2 separate regions of the Homo sapiens genome follow, and region 2 is linked to region 1. A link is a contact called in ENCODE Hi-C data. All regions are on one chromosome and are shown on one strand. Each heading gives the region's core, a stretch centred on a gene start or an enhancer-like site at or near the end of the contact. The rest is flanking DNA. Distances are from core to core; before and after follow the strand shown.

Evidence for each region. Hi-C counts contacts between places; a loop is a spot of excess contacts on that map. Pooled maps may share reads with other maps.
Region 2: a map with no recorded cell type shows a loop between it and region 1 (14-fold over the local background). The contact joins the promoter of SRD5A3 here to the promoter of CRACD in region 1. A Hi-C loop is called at or near these places in 3 of 37 single-sample maps with no recorded cell type and 8 of 50 pooled maps.

What each region holds. Positions count from the first base shown.
Region 1 is chr4:56,046,819-56,051,468 of GRCh38, reverse strand. It overlaps CRACD (capping protein inhibiting regulator of actin dynamics), which reads right to left and starts at 2,371. Exons shown (of 11, transcript NM_001393381.1): 1 at 2,170-2,371. RefSeq lists an enhancer at 1,800-2,475 and a silencer at 2,006-2,645.
Region 2 is chr4:55,343,864-55,348,931 of GRCh38, reverse strand. It overlaps SRD5A3 (steroid 5 alpha-reductase 3), which reads right to left and starts at 2,690. Exons shown (of 5, transcript NM_024592.5): 1 at 2,375-2,690. The coding sequence starts at 2,595. RefSeq lists silencers at 2,108-2,377, 2,588-2,757 and an enhancer at 2,209-2,969.

The DNA.
Region 1 (4,650 bases), core at 1,122-3,621:
AGTGAAATGTTCTATTGTGCCACTCAGTTACAGGAGATGATTTAAAATGATGAAAAAAACCACCCAAGAGACCCCATTCTTGGAAGAAACACACATCAACTATGACTGAAAAAGGAGGTCACCAAGCTTTCATCAACTGTATGTGGAAAACCTCTACACAGTTGTTGGCACACAGTAGGCCTTCAGTAAATGTTCGTTGAATAAAAAGTAAACAAATTCCATCTGTACACGTTTTATCCACTTGTATTTTTTTCACCTATTCATTCTTTCTTTCCATGACTACATACTGAACACCTACTGTGTGCCAGATCAGAAATACAGACCACAAAAAAAGACTAAAAGATTGTCCCTTTCCCTGGAGAATTTCAAATTAATGCCAATTAATTGGTCTGAAATTGGGTAAGAGAAAAACTGTAAAACACAGCTTCCTCATCTAGCGATAATAATAACTTACATTTATTATAGTGCTTTGTAGTTTATGAAGAACTATGAACTATTACCAAGAGCTAGCTTTTGTTTCTCACACCAATTGCCTATTGTCAAGTTGGTGTTAGCTTCCTCCTCCAAATTCAGTGGTCGGTAAGTACTGCTAAGTCTTTAGAGTGAAAGTTTCTCAATGTGTTAGAGATGACTGTAAAATTAAGCTTTTGAATACAATGCATTTTAAATAATCAACAGTGGAAAGGGCGATCCAGTAACATGATTTTTTCCCTGCCCACTTCTGAGTTGAAGTGATCTGTAATGCAACCATATTATATTTTTCAAAATGTTTCTTTTTCAAAGCTGCCTTTGAAATTTTTTTTCATATAGGCAATTTTCTCTTGAATATACTGAACAAGGATTCCCTTTTCCCAAAGGATAAAGGAGACAGTAGTGAAGGAGTCTTCTCTTTGTTGACTTTTTAAAAATTACTCAAAACTGACTGTTTTATTCAGATTCCTGAGTCACAAACAATGCCAAAGAACTGTGAGCCATTTTTTATATAATTCCACAATTACTATAGGTGATTTTTAAAGGAAACATTGATTTAACTCACAACTTAATGAATCAAAAATTTGCCACAGGATATTTACTAAGAATCTTTTTCTAAAACTGCCTTATCCTTTGTATTCTAACCACTCCCTCTCCACCACCACCACTTACCACCCCCAATACACACACACACACACACACACACACACACACACACACACACTCCCTCACCTACACCAGATCAGTTTCCCAGCCATTATTCCTAAAACCATATTAAAATTTCACAACACATGGTCGTACTTACTAGGTTTTCTTCCCCCTCCCCCTCCACTGAATCAATGTGTCTTGAAATATATATTCTCTTAAAATTCAGAATTCAGAAAATGATTACGATGTCTCTAACTCAAGAACACATATTATAAAATTCAAAGTCGGCTTCTGTTTACTGATAATCATGAAAAAAAAAAAGCCATACCCCACCCACCGTATCCGTAGGGTTAGGAGGTCCAATCTCGCCACTACAGAGCTCTGCAAGAAAGGACGGTTATAGTGCCAGGAAAACCATCGCAACAAGCCCCGGGCGAAGATAAAGAAAACAGATTTTACACCACGGGCAGCGCGCAGTCTCCTGGCCCCGGCCCTTGGTAAACAGGGGAAACCTTTGTCTTGCCTCAGCTATCAAACTGGTGGCTCATCAGAATTGGGGCAACAAGAGTTTGTGCGAAACGGTCTGGCAGAGGTTAAACAAAGCAATGCAGCTCCGGGGGCGGTGGGGAGAGGGCTGAGCCCGGACGGCGTCCGCGATCCCGGACGGTGAGGTCTGGTTCTGGCCCTTGCCGCGGTCGGGACCGAGCCAGGGACCTGGGGACAGGATGGCGAGGCGCGGGAAGAGGAGAAGGCAGGCGAGGTCCCATATTCTCCGCAAGTTCCCGGGGTGCAGCCCGGCGGCAGGTTCCCCTGCGGGGATCCAAAGCGCGCAAGCCGCGCGCAGGTTCCTCCGGGAGGGTCCGCGCCTCCCACATGGGGACACCGCCCCGAAGCCCACCGCCCGCCGCGCCGAGCCCACGCCCCCGGGGCCAGGTCCCCTGGAGTCCCGGGGCGCTGCGGGGGCCCGGCCCGGAGGGGCGCGAGTGGAGGAGAGAAGCCCGCCCCTGTCCCCATTGTCTGGCTCCGGCCGCGGGCCGAGCAGGCGCTCACCTGAGGTCCCCGCCTGGCGCTCCGGCTGGCAGAGCGGCTGGCCGGCGACCGGCGGTCCCGGGCGGGCGGCGGACTCGGCGGCACTGCGCGCGGCAGCCTCCGCATCAGCAGCCGCCGCGGCAGCAGCACCAGCAGCGCACCCGCCTCTCAGTCGGCCGTGGCCTCCATTGCTCTCCCCACTGCCGCCACCGCGCGGCACTGCGCGCCCGGCCCCGCGCGGCGTGGTCACATGCTCCGCCGGCGCCTCGGGCGCTCGGACCCGCGCCGCCGCCCCGCCCGGCTTCGCCCAGGGACAGCTGAGCGTGAGGCGCCGGCTTCCTTCTCGCGCCCTCCGGGAGTGGCGCACACCAGATGGCTCCCCTCCCCAGGGGTGCCCAGAAACCAGGAGCGGGCCCCAAGGAGGGGCGTGGGGTTGACCAGTGCCCTCCCGGCTTCTGCAAAGCCTGACTCGAGGGAGTGCTGAACTCGTGGGGTCTGAGGTTACAGTGGTGGGCTCACAGCGAGGCTCATCCTGCGTGTGGCGAGAACATTGGACCATCAGTCACCACCCCACAGGTTGCAAATTCGGTCCCTGTTACCCGCAGCAGTCTCTCTAATAGGAGATACCGGGAGCCCAGGAGAAGTTTCGCCCTGCAGAGTCCCAACCACAATAAATGGCACTGGGACTCCTGAGAGTTGAGTAAGTTGGAAAATGCCACCTAGAAATAGAAAGGCTAGAAATTGCATTGCTGAGTCCCTGTACATCCGAACGGAGTGACATTGACAATGTGCATTATTGTCCCCAGCCATAATGAAATTAAATATTGATTTTGATGCTTTAAGGAAAATGACTTCTCCTTTTGTGGGCTAACGAAGAAAACAAGACTTTTCCTTCATACTTTTTGTTGTGACTATGCCAGTGCAACTACTGGAAATCAGTTTCTGGTGATCTTTTTAGTTTACTATGTATGCAAGGATGCTAAAAATAATTGAATATCATTATTAAACAGGAAATTTTAAAGCAAAATGACTAGACAAAAGATGCAAAATACGAAAGATAGCCCTAAATTATACCCAGTATTGAGCCAGATGTCCCAAATGCCAAAAATAGGACTAGTAATTTCTTTTCTTTTTTTTTTTTTTTTTTTTTTGAGACGGAGTTTCTTGTTGCCCAGGCTGGAGTGCAGTGGCGCGATCTCAGCTCACTGCAACCTCCAACTCCCGGGTTCAGGCGATTTTCTTGCCACAGTCTCCCTCTGAGTAGCTGGGATTACAGGCGCCCGCCACCACACCCAGCTAATTTTTGTTTTTATTTTTAGTAGAGACGAGGTTTCACCTTATTGGCCAAGGACTAGTAATTTCACTGCATGACTTAAAGGAGCAACCTTGAGACTGGGAGAATCTAGTGCATGTTACCTTATCCAACTGGTTTATTCTAGATAAACATTTAAGTTAAATATCAGTATAATATATGGCTTTGTATTTTCGTGAATATAGATACTTAGTTCAGTGTGCACATATCCTAAACTATGTCTGCTTTATTCCAAATTAGAATAATGCAGAGTTTTAGAAAGGGTTGAGCAAATTTCTTTTGATTTGAGTTTAGTAGCGTTAGAAGTTCCCAGAAGCCGGCCGGGCGCGGTGGCTCATGCCTGTAATCCCAGCACTTTGGGAGGCCGAGGCAGGCGGATCACCTGAGATCGGGAGTTCAAGAACAGCCTGGCCAACTTGGCGAAACCCCGTCTCTACTAAAAATACAAAAATTAGCCAGGCGTAGTGGCGCATCCCTGTAATCCCAGCTACTCGGGAAGCTGAGGCAGGAGAATCGCTTGAACCCGGGACGCGGAGGTTGCAGTGAGCTGAGATTGCGCCATTGCACTCCAGCCTGGACAACAAGAGAGAAACTCCATCTCAAAAAAAAAAAAAAAAAGAAGTTCCCAGAAGCCAAAAATCAAATCTATGCAGAACATATAGCTGAGATCTTGTTCTTGATATATATTATAGTCTTGCCAACTACATGAAAACACAAACAAATGTCCATATAAAAATTCAAATGTTCATAAGTCAAACGTAGGTCTACTATCTTTTCACTTTGTAGGACAAGGCACCCCAATTCATATACACCCAAAAAATATCGCCGGAGTTCTGGAGAAATGATGCTCATATTGGACCATTCTAACAACTAGACTTAGTGTCTCATGGGCCTCAGAAATCGGAATCCATCAGGCACCACTTTTGACAGGTGCTGTTTTTTTCCCTCACTTTTCAAATACATTGGTTCATAGCAACTATATCCAGGGCTATAACAAGATTGCATGGCACCCTAACCCCAAGTATCAGTCTACTATTCCACGTTTTCGATAGCTAACTGCCTACCAGTGGAAACATTTTTCAGAGGCCATAATACAAAAAAAAAAAAAAAAAAAAAAAAAAAAAGATGCAGAACATCTAGAATTTTTTTTAACACTTAACCATTTAACTGCTGTGTGAGAGGTTATAGAA
Region 2 (5,068 bases), core at 1,441-3,940, 700 kb after region 1:
CTACCATCTGGGATAAATCCATTCTCACTTAATCTTTCACACAGATTGAGCTTCACATGGTACAAGATATTTCCCACGAAGTATACCAGAGGATAAGAGCTTGGGATTTAAATTCCAACAGGCAGGGTTCAGGTACCACCCTTGCTAGTACTAGCATCACTGCACAACTGCTATCTTCTAAGCTTGAGTCTGCATGTGTGTAAATGGGAATAATGACAATAACATCTCCCTCACAGGTCCACTGTGAGGATTAAATGAGGAAAGGCACGTACTCCTTAGTAGTCATCACATAATCATATATGTAAACATTTAGTCAATGGTGGTTACTATTTATAAACCAGTAAAATCTCTCCCACATGCTCCTTAGCCATTAGCACATTTTTTTAAATGATAAAAGTGATAAGCATCTTGTGAATGAAGACATTTTGGAAAATACAGAGACGTATAAAAAAGAGGCCATAGACTCTTACCTCCACCCAACTCTAATTATCTGCCTATTTCATATAAACAGGGGTATAAAATTTAAAAAGAGAGTAATACATGTATTAATTTTTTGGAGACACTGCCAGTTTTGATGCAAGTTATCTTTTTTTTGTCACAATAAAAATGCCTTTCATTATTGGTCTGGATGTTTTGTACCTTCTCCAGTACTAAAAGAAATGTCTGTTTAAATTTAGAGAAGGAGGGGAAGGGCACTTGAACACTATGGGAGGTTCTACTGTAGAATTCTGGAAGAAGAAAAAGGTGTAAATTATTTCACAATAGAGTAGAAATTACAGGAAGTCCAAACAGAACCAACTGTTACAGTAATGAATAAGGAAAAGGTACCAAGTCTCTTTCTTGGCTGTCATGTAATAACAGACTTGAGTTGCAACAGCTGGGGTGTATGCAAGTTCAGGGGATGATTTTACATGTGCCATTTAATCCAGGTACACTAGACTAGTACCTTTCTCAAAACTCAGAAAATAAATTGCTGTGAAGTATAAAAGGATTCAACCCTGATTACAAATGGGATAACAGGTAATTTTTGCTTAAAAAGAGCCTCTAGGAAACAGGAGGTTTGATCAATTTGTTTCATGTACTTCTACTTCTTCCCTTTAGGGTGCCTCAGAATGACCTAGTTCTCCCTTCTCTGTGTTAACACATGACACATCTTTCTCTGACAGTCAAAATTCGCAGATTATCCAAGTTTTAGAAGCCAAATTATACTTGTCCCTTTGTTGCCTGCGGACCTGGGGCACTGCCTATGAGTGTTTCAAGCGACAACCCAGATGTTTTTAACCTTTAAAAAAAAATTTTTTTTAAATACAAGGTATTTCTCTGTTGCCCAGGCTAGAGTGCAGTGCCATGATTATAGCCCACTGCAGTCTCCAATGCCTGATCTCAGATGATCTTCCTGCCTTCATTCCAAGTAGCTGGCACTACAGGCACACGCCACCAAGCCCTGCCAATTTTTTGTATTTTCAGGAGAGACGGAGTCTCACTATATTTCCCAGCCTGGTCTCGAACTCCTGAACTCAAGCGATCCGCCTGCCTCAGCCTCCTAAAGTGCTGGGATTACAGGCGTGAGCCACTGCGCCCGGCCTAAGATGCATCTTAAGGGGCACTGTTCTATTTCTACCATCTCGAATAGTATTTGGCCAACTCTTTCCAGCTATGTCCTGAATTTAAAGTGGAAAAAGGAGAAGAAGAAAATTATAACAGGTCTCTATTTAAAACCTGACGATTTAATCCTTCGCTGAACTGGGTTACAGAATTTTTCGAAAGTCAAATGGAGCTTCGGGACGGGCCTGCCTATGACCTGCACCTTGGGCCACCTTCCCCAGGGGCACCTGCCAAGGTGCAGGTTAGGGCGACTCAGTCCTTTGTCCCCACTGCAAGGGTTGGGAAGAGAAACGGGGGAAGCCGAGGCCGAAGAGCCGGCCTAACTTCATTTCCACAAATGATTCCCGGTGACCTCAAGTTAGAGTATGAGCCACTGGAGTGCAGGGTACGGGAAAAAGGAGAATTTGGGGCAAGGGGCACTTCAATTTGCCGCCTAAATTCGCATGACCAGGCCTAAATTCGGATGCGTTGCCATTTCCCACAGGGAAAGGCTCCGTGCGGCTACCAGTTCACATTCCTCCAGCTGAGTGCAAGCGGCTCCGCTCTCCCTCGGCGTCCGCGGACACCCGGGCACTGCTCCCCGGAGCCACGCAGCAGCCGGGGCATGGCCGGGGCCAGGCCGAGGGAGCGCCGTGCTGCGCCCGGGAACCCGCCAGGGCCTCCCAGGCCGGGTCCCGCCTCTGCTGCCCCCTGCTGGCTGCCCGCGAGCCGGGGCGCCCCGAACTCTCAGCGCCTTGACCACCGCGGCTCGGGACCGGGGCGCGGTTACCTCTTGGGGACATCAAAGGCTCGGCAGGCGGCGGGGCGCGACGGCTCCCCACACTTGGTTTTCCCATAGCGGATCAGGTCCTGGAAGATCGCGCAGCCCGGGAGCAGGCCGGGCGGCAGGAGCTGCAGCAGTAGGGTCAGCAGGAAGGCGGCGGTCAGCGTGAGCCACACCGCGCGCAGCGGGTTCAGCGCCGAGTGCTCGGCCTCCGCCCAGGGAGCCATGGCCCGCGTGCCCGCCTTCCGCGCTGCTGGCGCCCCCACCGCCCGCTAGCCCGCGGAAGAGCGGCCACTAGCGCGCGGCGCACCGGTCTCAGCCTAGCGGGACGTCGGTGACGCGGCGCGGGGCGGGGACGCGCAGAGCCCCTCCCGGACTCGCCGCTCAGCCGCGGAGGTCCTTGGTCCTGGTCGCGCTGGCGCTGGGTGGTCGCTCGCAGTCCCTAATCTGGGCATGGGGATTCTTAGATGGAGCTCCAGAATATGATTCATCAGAAGCAAAGACGCAAAACAGACGAGACCACGTGTCTGCCACTCTTATCAACATTATCTCCAAAGCAAAAAATGGAAACCTTACATGTTGCATTTTAGTTTATTTAGCTAAATTATGATACACTGACATGTTAGAATATCATGCAGTCATTGAGAATTATTATGACGAGTGTAGAAACAGGGAAAGCTGTTTAGGAAACAATATGTGAAGTGAAAAACAAAACCAACCATAAAAATACATAGCTATGATTGCAAACAACTATATTAATATGAATGTGTGTATATATGGATAAAGAAGGCAGATCACACCCAAAAATGAATAATTATGTTAGGATGCTGGAAATGTGTTGGATATGTGTATAATGTAAACATGTAGACAAGTAATTGCACATAATAATAAAAATCATAGTGGTAAAAACTGTGTTTAAAAAACAGCAGTCGCTTACCAATAGGGTTCCAATCCTTAGAAGCAAAGTTTTTAAATTCCATCAGCTGTTTCCTGTAACATTTATCTCAGGTAGTGACAATGCTATTTATTGACTCACTGATTTTAAACAACACTGATTTTATTTACTATAAGTGAAAATCTAGCTCTTTTAAGTATTTAAAAGTCTTTAAAATGTTAATTCTGAAGTATTGTATGCCTACTGTATGACAGGCATCATTTTGGATACTGAGGACAGAGGGGTTTACAAGATAATTGTCACTGCTTATTTGGAGCTTACATTTTTGAGATTGGGTGGTGGGTGAGAAGTGGAAGAGGGGAGAGGTAGCCAACTCATCACCCTTACCCCAATGAGATACCCGATATGTGTGTTGAATAAACATCAGGGTGGGTAGGTTAGTGGGACTTTGGACTGTTAAATGAGCAAGCTTTTAAAGTTTTCTTCTTTGTGCAAAAGACACCTAAGGCTTTACCCGTCCTTTGACAGCCAGGTGATTAAGGATGGTTAAATTGGCATTCTAGCTAGGACAATGAGGCCTTATTGAGTGATCCTGGATCTCTTTTGCGGGAGTCACCCTTTCACTGTTTCTTTCTTTTCTTTTTTTTTTTTTTGAGATGGAGTCTCGCTTTGTCGCCCAGGCTGGAGTGCAGTGGCCTGATCTCTGCTCACTGCAAGCTCTGCCTCCCAGGTTCACACCATTCTCCTACCTCAGCCTCCCGAATAGCTGGGACTACAGGTGCCCCCCCAACCACGCCTGGCTTTTTTTTTTTTTTTTTTTTTGTATTTTTAGTGGAGATGGGGTTTCACTGTGTTAGCCAGGATGGTCTTGATCTCCTGACCTCGTGATCCATCTGCCTCGGCCTCCCAAAGTGCTGGGATTACAAGCATGAGCCAATGCTCCTGGCACCCCTTCACTGTTTCTTTATTTTTCTTAGGTTAACTCTCTGTAAATGCAGCTGGTCTGTCCATGATCTTTTTCTTTTCAGAGAAGCTACTTGTAAGTGCATTGCAGGGACTCAGTTTCCTGGGTAGGAGTTTCTCTTACAGTTGTCTGACCTGGGGCAAGATTGAAAACAAGATAAGTGTGTGTGTATGTGTGAGTGTGTGTGTAGTGGAAACAGGAAGGGTTGAGGAGGCTGGAGGGGAAAATCATCCCATATATTTTTTAGATTTTTTTTTTTGAGACCGAGTTTCACTCTTGTTGCCCGGGCTGGAGTGCAATGGCACGATCTTGGCTCACCGTGACCTCTGCCTCCTGGGTTCAAGCTATTCTGCCTCAGCCTCCCGAGTAGCTGGGATTACAGGCATGTGACACCACACCAGGCTAATTTTGTATTATTAGTAGAGACGGGGTTTCTCCATGTTGGTCAGGCTGGTCTCAAACTCCCGACCTCAGGTGATCCGCTTGCCTCGGCCTCCCAAAGTGCTGAGATTACAGGCGTGAGCCACCCTGCCTGGCTATTTTTTAGATTTTAATCAGCATGCACAGTTTATATTCAGAGAAGCCCCCTGTAGATGGCAGTGGCTGAACAGAAAGCCGTAAGTTAAACCCTCCTGGGAGTATTTGTAAATGTAAATCCTTACTGGAGTGAGTTAGTTCAAAAGTGGAATACCAGGCTAACATCTGTTAGAAAGATCATTGCTAATAAATATCAGTGAGCATTTTTGTCTTTCTTCATTTAATTAACTGCACTATATGTTCAACAAACTACTGGTATTGCCTGCAGTAAACGGCAAAGCCATTTTTCCAGTTGCTCAGGCCA